Regions from separate parts of the Homo sapiens genome. Here region 2 is linked to region 1. The links are chromatin contacts, found by Hi-C or POLR2A ChIA-PET in ENCODE. All regions are on one chromosome and are shown on one strand. Each heading gives the region's core, a stretch centred on a gene start or an enhancer-like site at or near the end of the contact. The rest is flanking DNA. Distances are from core to core; before and after follow the strand shown.

The links. Hi-C counts contacts between places; a loop is a spot of excess contacts on that map. ChIA-PET counts read pairs that join two places held with the same protein, here RNA polymerase II (POLR2A). Pooled maps may share reads with other maps.
Region 2: a map of DLD1 shows a loop between it and region 1 (5-fold over the local background). The contact joins two enhancer-like sites. A Hi-C loop is called at or near these places in 3 of 168 maps with a recorded cell type or tissue (DLD1, astrocyte of the cerebellum and endothelial cell of hepatic sinusoid), 1 of 37 single-sample maps with no recorded cell type and 2 of 50 pooled maps. POLR2A ChIA-PET finds 5 or more read pairs at or near these places in 2 of 52 experiments (H1 and SK-N-SH).

Annotation. Positions count from the first base shown.
Region 1 is chr3:189,959,955-189,964,331 of GRCh38, reverse strand. It overlaps P3H2 (prolyl 3-hydroxylase 2), which reads left to right. Exons shown (of 15, transcript NM_018192.4): 14 at 234-374. Among named protein-coding and RNA genes, the nearest start is that of MIR944, 130 kb to the right of the region's middle. Within about 2 kb of position 2,636, at least 4 of the 41 ENCODE cell types and tissues checked have a DNase peak (open chromatin) inside an H3K27ac peak, as active enhancers do.
Region 2 is chr3:190,047,101-190,051,706 of GRCh38, reverse strand. All of the region lies in intron 1 of P3H2 (prolyl 3-hydroxylase 2), which reads left to right. Among named protein-coding and RNA genes, the nearest start is that of P3H2, 71 kb to the left of the region's middle. Within about 2 kb of position 2,691, at least 4 of the 41 ENCODE cell types and tissues checked have a DNase peak (open chromatin) inside an H3K27ac peak, as active enhancers do.

The DNA of each region.
Region 1 (4,377 bases), core at 1,387-3,886:
TGCTACACGTTTTACTTGAACATCTTTTTATTTTCTGAGGTATATATTATTTTGACCTTACCTTTGTTTTACGGGTGAGAAAATTGAGATAATTTACATCATCTTCAATCCCAGGATTCCTTTATTCTTCGCCTCAGGCCTTAACTCAAATAATCTCATAGCCAGAGAAGCAGGAGTTGTGGAAATGTTTATGATACAACAATTGAAAGTCTAATTTTTGCTTTCTTTCTCAGGCCTCTATAAAACCAAAATGTGGGCGCATGATCAGCTTCTCATCTGGAGGAGAGAACCCTCATGGGGTGAAGGCAGTCACCAAGGGAAAGAGGTGTGCTGTGGCTCTGTGGTTCACCTTGGACCCACTTTATAGAGAATTGGTGAGTTTCTCACCCGCCCAGAAAGCCAATTAGGCTTGCTTCATGAACTGCTTTATCTGAGAAGTCCTTTAAATTGCTTCGTCTGAGGAAAAGAAGAGGGTAAAGGCAGTTCTTAATCAGATATGTTCTAGTAAGTGAAGATGTTTGTAGAAATAGCTGTGTCAATGATATTTGATAGTCACTAATCTGTCTTGAGCTTATTAACAAATTGTAAGGCTGGGCGTGGTGGCTCACTCCTATAACCCCAGAACTTTGGGAGGCCGAGGTGGGCAGATCACTTGAGGTCGGGAGTTCGAGACCAGCCTGATCAACATGCTGAAACCCCATCTCTACTAAAAATACAAAATTAGCTGGATGTGGTGGCATGCGCCTGTAGTTCCAGTTACTCGGGAAGCTGAGGCAGGAGAATCGCTTGAACCTGGGAGGCGTAAATTGCAGTAAGCCGAGATCGCACCACTGCACTTCAGCCTGGGCAACAGGGCAAGACTCTGTCTCAAAACAAAAACAAAAACCAAAACAACTCTGTGGCATCAGGGAGGAATCACTTTTTATTGGTCACCCAGAAGACGGATTTGTTTTCTCGCAAATCATAAGAAATAGTATTGAATCATTTATGAAACGTATTTGAAAGAGGGCAAGGAAACCTAAAAGATTATTATTACTTATTACTGTTATTACATTAAGTATTTCAATATTATTATATGCAAACTAGCTGAGGACACTTAGCTAGGAGGAGACCATGATCTCATCGTTTTGGAAGCCCGTGGGCAGATGTCATAGTCTCCACCTGTGGAGCTGCAGCGGTATGAATTAAGACCAATGGGTAGAAGCCCTGGAGGGAAAATTTGGGCTCCACACAAGGAATAACTTTCAAATAGTCACCACAGTTTGGCAGAATTGTCTGCTTTGGAAGCACTGATTGGATGGCTCCAATCAAAGCCCAGGCAACTGCTTAGCATGGAACGCTGAAATGGAATCTAAAACATCGTAGCAGAGGCTTAACTGGATGACCTCCAAATCTTCTCCAGCCCTAAGTATTGATGAAGCTATGAAATTCTATTCTTAAAACTGGCATTCTATCCAGTTTTCCTTGTTAGGTTCCTAAGTTGAATCCAATTTCATCAGAAACTATTTAAAAATAATGCGTTTTTCTCATATACTTTTCACCATCAAATCTAACTTACAAAGTGTTTCCCCACATTCCCTAAGCCATTCTTTCACATATTTTACAAAAGACCTATTGTGACCTTTTATTGTACAGAAGAGCTATTATTATCTGCCTTGGAAACTCTGCTAGATAGGCCCTAGGGGTAGAAGGGTGAACAGAACAAGGTCCTGGACTATGAGGAGCTTGGACAGAACAGCTAGTAAATACGCTGTAAGAAGAGAACAGTATATGTTTTGTAGCAGGGAATCAAGGAAGACTTCTATAAGCTCAGACCTAGAAGCAAAGACGATAGCCAGGCATAGAAAAAATGGCCCTGGCTGGGCGTGGTGGCTCACGCCTATAATCCCTGCACTTTTGGAGGCCTAGGTGGGTGGATCACCTGAGGTCAGGAGTTGGAGACCAGCCTGGCCAACATGGTGAAACCCCATCTCTACTAAAAATACAAAAATTAGCCTGGCGTGGTGGCACGCACCTGTAATCCCAGCTGCTCGGGAGCCTGAGGCAGGGGAATCGCTTGAACCCAGGAGGTGGAGGCTGCAGTTGCAGTGAGCTGAGATCACTCCACCACACTGTAACCTGGGCGACAAGAGTGAGACTCTGTCTTAAAAAAAAAAAAAAAAAAAAAAAAGAAGAAGAAGAAAAAGAAAGAAAGGCCCTGACAAAAGGACCAGAGCACAGAGTCCTGAAAACCTCAAGGGAGCAGCAAACAATTGCCTTCCCCTATCATTACTTTATATCCTGGTATTTTCCATCTCCAAAATGTTAGCATTCCATCAAAGCATTTTTTTTTAAACTAAGGAACCTATGTCAATGGGTAGACAGTGAAGATAAAATTATTGAAATATTACCTCACTATTCTAGTATTCAATTCAGCAGACATTTAATCTATTTCATCATTCAGTATCCAAACTCCCTTTTCCAAGGTATTGTTCTCTCAAAATAAGCTAACACAAAGTAAGTTCTCTTTGCTCCTTTGTAATAGGAAACATCAACGCCAGCGTCCCTTCCTCTGATGGAAAAGTACTAGAAAACCTCTCCAGTCTTCAGGCCGTAGCGGCATCTAGTGGCCACAGTGGGAAATGACCAGAACTTTTTCCTCAGCTAAATTAGCCCAGGCTGTGAATCATTCTTTGCTACACGTGGAGATCATCTATTGATCGTTACAAACTACTAACATCTGTGTTTCAGGAGTTTTAAGAGCTCCCCAGGTGATTCTAACGTGCAGCAGCAGAGTTTGGGAGTTCCTGGCCTAGACGTCTTTTTGCAGATTGAATCTCAGAAAAAAAAAATGCCTACCTATGAACAAGTCATTAGAGCTGGCCGATTCTCATGCTTATTATGAATTACTTTAAAGGGTCTCAGTTCTCAAGGAGTATTTAGCAACATCCTTTTAAGGATGCAAGGATGTTCGAAGCTTCATATATATTGGTTCCAGCTCTTGAATTTCTTTCCCTTAATGAGAAACAAGATTACAATCATTTCTTGTGGTCAACAGATGTGAAAGCTTTGTATGTGTGTCGATTTGTTAAGTATCAGGATTGTTTTCCTTGGCCGGGCACGGTGGCTCAGTCCTGTAATCCTAGCACTTGGGGAGGCCGAGGCGGGCAGATCACCTGAGGTCAGGGGTTCGAAACCAGCCTGGCCAACATGGCGAAACCCCGTCTCTACTAAAATTACAAAAATTAGCCAGGCATGGTGGCATATGCCTGTAATCCCAGCTACTGGGGAGGCTGAGGCAGGAGAATCACTTGAATCCAGGAGGTGGAGGTTGCTGTAACCCGAGATCGCACCACTGCACTCCAACCTGGGCAACAGAGTGAGACTCTGTCTTGAAAAAAAAAAAAAAGATTGTTTTCCTTATATTTGTAAAGTAGTACTTGGGCTTTTTATTTAGATGTGGCAGCAACTTAATTTTCTGTTATTTAGTATATCTAGTCCTTTTAGTTGCCTTTTTGTAAACATTTTTTATTACAAGCTCTTGCATGAAAGGGGCTTTGTTTTCAATTCATAAAATAGTTATTTATTTAACTTACTGTGCGCAGGCACTGTGTTAAAGACCGCCTATGGGGAATGCACACTAGTAGGATATAATTCCTATTTTCAAGGAGCTTGAAGTCAAATTGGAGAAATAATACAAGGACCCAACTAATTAAACCACAAGGCAAGTTTTGGTAAGAATCCTTAGCAGCAAATGCGTGGTTTGAGGGATATCAAAAAGCAATCCAAAAAGGCTTCTTTGAGGAGATGGCATTTGAAAAAAAGCTTTAAAAGATCAATTTCTTTAGGGAGAGGCATTTTAGACAGAGAAAGGCTTCATCCATTTACACATTTACTCATCAAAGAAAATAGAACTCTTGCCACATGTCAGTGGCTTTTCTGAGCACTGAAAATACAGTAGTGACCAAGAAGATAAGATGCCCTGCTCTTCTGGAGCTTACATTCTAGTGGAAGGAAACAGATCCCAAAAAAGTAAAAAATAAATAAATAATCGAGAGATTTTTCACACGGTGACCAATGATGTGTGGAAAATGGAACAAGACAACTGATTCTGGAGTGAAAGGGTAGGAGCGGCAAATTGTGAGGCCTCGCCAAACAAGTGGCATGTGAGCTGAAACCTAATAAATTAGAAGTCCACTAGGATAAATGTCTGGAGGAGAGTATTCCAGGCAGAGGACAAGCTGCAAAGGCCCAGAGACAATAAGATGTTTGGAGTCACCAAGAAACAAAGAAAGCCAGAGCATCTGGAATATGGCAGACAAGAGGGAGAGTGGCTTCAGTAGAGGACGTGGAGGCGGCAGGAGTCGGATTCCACAGGCTGATTGGGAAATGCGAATT
Region 2 (4,606 bases), core at 1,442-3,941, 87 kb before region 1:
TTTGAAAGTAATGTTTGTTCTTAAAAATGACAAACAAGTATTGCAGGTTTCTGTTATTTTTTGTGTTCCAATTAAATTGTTGAGGATTTTGAAGATCAGTTACAAGACCTTTGAATTTGCCAAATGGCAGGTTTCCTTTGCTCCTTTTAATTTTTAAAAGAAAATAAGCTGTAACTTGTAAAAATTGGCTCTTCTTTAAGCAAGGACTTCTTATTACAGCTACTAAATGCCCAGGATTTATCTCTATATGCTTTTCAACTATGGCCTCTAGTATGAAAAGTTGAGCAAATTTTTACCTTTTCCGTATTAAATTGCATTGTTTGACCAAAGATTAAATGACATCTTAATGCCATAAAATTCTATGTCATTTTTTCCTATTTCCATTTTTTATAGAGAAAAAACAAATGTTATTTTGTATTGGTTGTTCATCATCCTGACAAAAGTAACTTTTTCTTCAGTTGCCTCTTCACTCTTTTCTCATCCAGAGTAACCTCCCAGCTATTAATAGCCTATTTCCTTTAAATCCTAACCTGTACCCGCATCAAATGGCATTAGCATTGTCCTGTTTCTGCATTATTGATTCTAACTTATCAAATTACATGATGATACAGTTATTGATGTCACAGGTGAACTAACAAGACCTGCACTACCTATAGCTATGACTGGTCTGCTTCAGTTCGCAGATTAGGAAATTGCTACAGATTAATATCCTAATTTCAGAAGGCATTTGACAGTATCTTTTATATTATGACTTCATGACCAGCTAGATAAATGTATTATCATTGGTATTGTGTAGGTTTGTGAAACAATTTACTTGGTATCAAGTAATGAATTGGTATTAAGCTGGAAGGAGGTCACTAGTATAGGTAGTAAGTTTCAGGCTAATACTCTTCATTCTTCTAATGTAATAGAATTTGCATGAAGCTGAGATATTATAACTTTATAAGAGAAGGTAACTGAGAAAAGATGACCAATTTTATTATAAAGCACAGTCTCTGTCATGAAGGACGAATAAAATCTAATGGACTTGTGTTTTCCTAATATTCCTCAAAAAACTCATATATACACAAACAAATGATCATACAGATATAGAACTGTAGAGAATTGACTTAGCCACAATATTTATGAGGACTCGAAAGTTTTAGTAAATTAATTGGAATCAATGATAAGACATGCCTTCCAGAAAAAAACAAAACCTGACATCTAAGTCTGCATCTATAGAAGCATAGATACTTCTAGAGATCTGAATTTCTGTAATCATTTTGAAGCCCCATGTCTTAAGACATTGACAAGTAGAGAGGATTAATTTGATGCATTCATTTAAGAACTAGAGCTGTGTCTTCCTGCAAAATGGAAGAGTTTGTGAATATGATTGTCGCTTTCAAATATCTAAAAAGCTATTGCAGGAAAAAGGAATTGCATTACTCTTCTTTTTGTTCTTCCAAAGTGCAAAATCAAGAGCAATAGTGGAAGTTATAGAGAGATAGATTATGGTTCAGCGTAAGAAAGAAATCCCGTTTGACTTAGATCTTTCGTAGGACAGAATGAACTCTTTTGGAAAGTAGCAATTTTGTTCACATGGGGAAAATTTAATCAGAGACTGGATGAACATTTTAGATTGATTTATATTAGCATTTTTCACTGCATGTCCTGCAAATTACCACCCTTGTAAGATATTTTGCAAGTTTCTGGGTCAACCAGCTTTGAGAGATATTACAGAGTATGTTGACCTCTTGAATATTTACAATGTGCATCAGCATATTAGAGACTCTGAAAGTTCCACAATAAAGAAAGCTGTTTAACTTTGTGTAACCCGGCATTTCCCAATTTATTTAAGCCCCTCAGTTTTTCACATGTCGTGGAACAAATATGCTTCAGAACTCACATTGGGAAATGCACTTAAAGGAGGTGAACCAGATAACTTTGATTCCGTGAAACTATTTTCTCCATATGTATTGACAGGTTATTTTATAAATTCACACACATACATCTGTGTGTTTGTGTTTGTGTGTATCTATGTAGCCGAGGGTGGGTTTTAAGTCTTATTTATAGATAGGTGACAATTTTGAAAGAGTTTTTATGAAGGCCAATAAATTAATAGCATGATGAATAAATACTCCTTTAAGAATCTCAACTGCCTCAAGAAAACTACAATTCTTAATTTTCCATAGAGATGTCATGAAAGCGAAATGTATTTGTCACATATCAACAACCACTCATCAACCTGAGAATAAGGCTAAAGCTCCAGAACTTTTTTTTCTTCTTTTTTTCCCTTTCCCTCCCCTGCCATTTAGGCGAAAAGCCAATTTCTTGAAAGTGGTACAGGAGGGGATGTGAGCAAATACAGCGTAATGATTGAGCTACAATTTAAGCATCTGGTTTTATTTATGTGCAAGCACCGTGCACAGAACTTAATTAATATGACTGAAAAAAAAAACCATGTGTCTATTGAAATGTTAGGTAGTGCCTCACATATGTGTGTTTCTCTTTCCTAAACACTCCCCGATCCTGATCTTTTTATCACACCTTCGAGATTCAGTTTTGTGCAAGATTTATGAACATGCAGTTTTTCTTCCTCTTCTGACTTTCTATTTTTCTTTCCCTGTAGTTTTATATCTAGAAAACTACTACTTTGGCAAGGGTTGAGGACTGAGTCACGGACGTGCCCTTACTCACGTCTTCTGTGATTTGAAGGCAGAATCTGAAGCAAATTCCAACACAGCTGTGAGAGGCAGCCCGTTTTTGTTCTTAAAATGCTAACTACACACATTTGCAAACCTGCAAAGCTATTTTTCTCCTTCCTTTGGAAGGTGTTAAGGCTAAAAGGACATGTAGACAGGAGACAGCAAGGAGAGTCCCTTTCCTGTCTCTGTTATAGAACTTCTATTTATTTTTAGTGTTTATTTTTTCACTTGTGAATGACATGATACTGACCTGGAAGAAACATTGCTTCTGGGATATGTAGCTGATCTCCTGCTACTGTCCCTATAGTCCACCGAAAAGTTAAAAGGCTTCAATTCTGATCATCTTCTCCAGGAGAATTTTTATAGCCAGTGATGTCAAGCTTACATTTTAACTTTGTTTTCATTTGTTTGTTTTTTAATATACTTGGTTATTAATGTCATAGTTCATCAATAGCCTACCAGGTACAAAAATCATCTAGTAAAATAAAGCAAAATCTATGGTAGTTATATTATTTTCAAAACTATTTTTTGGCATTCTCATTGTGTTGCCCAGTCTGGAGTGCAGTGGTGTGATCTCGGCTCTCTGCAACCTCCACCTCCCGGGTTCAAGCGATTCTCATGCCTCAGCCTTCCAAGTAGTTGGGATTATAGGCACCTGCCACCATGCCCAGATAACTTTTGTATTTTTTAGTAGAGATGGGGTTTCACCATGTTGGCCAGGCTGGTCTCGAACTCCTGACCTCAAGTGATCTGCCCACCTCAGCCTCCCAAAGTGCTGGGATTACAGGTGTCAACCACCACACCCGGCTCAAACCATGTTTAAGTTAGCAGAAGCCATTTTTAAAATAAAATCTCTTGAATCATTGTAATTTTTTTAAAAAGAGAGAAGAAAAAATAATAAATGAAGATAGTTGTGTTGGTGAAACTGCTCCTCTTCTGTATTCAACAGTCCTTGAGGGACCTCTAAAGTACCTCCAGAAGTCATTGTGACAGCCACTTCTCTCAAATGCAAGAAATCAGAAGAAAGACCTGTATACATAAAAAAAGGATAAAACAAGGGTAAAGCATTTCTTTGTGTTGAGAACTTTCCAAATCTTACCTTCTAGCTATTTTGCAATAGATTATAAATTATTGTTAACTGTAGTCTCCCTACTGTGCTATTCCATACTGTAACTTATTCCTTCTATCTAACTGTATTTTTATACCCATTAACCAATGCCTCTTCATTCTCACCTCTCCCACTACCCTTTCCAGCCTCTGGTAGCCATCAGAGACTACTTACTACCTCTATGAGATCAATTTTTTAGCACCTGTATATGAGTGAGAACATGCAATATTTGTCTTTCTGAGCCTGGCTTATTTACCTTAACATACTGTCCTCCAGTTCCATCCATGTTGCTGCAAATGTTTCTTCACAGGAAACATGGTGTATATATACACACGAGAATATTATTCAGCCATAAAAAAGAATACAACCCTGTCATTTGCAGGAACTCTTATGTTTAGATATCTGTACTTTCATGTTCATTGATGGACACTTAGGTTGATTTCACAGCTTAGCTATTGTGAATACTCCTACAATAAACATGAGAGTACAGATACCTCTTTAATACACTAGTTTCCTTTCCCTTGGATATATACTCAGCAGTGCGGTTGCTAGATCTTATGGTAATTCTACTTTTAGTTTTTTGAGGACTCTCCATACTGTTTCCATATTGGTTTCCATAGTGGCTGCACTGATTTGTATCTCTACCAACATCATTGTCAGGTCACCATTTGCTATATGAAGTCTTTTGGATTATAGCCATTTTAACTGGGGTGAGATGATATCTCACTGTGGTTTTGATTTGCATTTCTCTGATGATTGGTGATGTTGAGCACCTTTTCATTTACTTGTTGGTCATTTGTATGTCTTCTTTTAA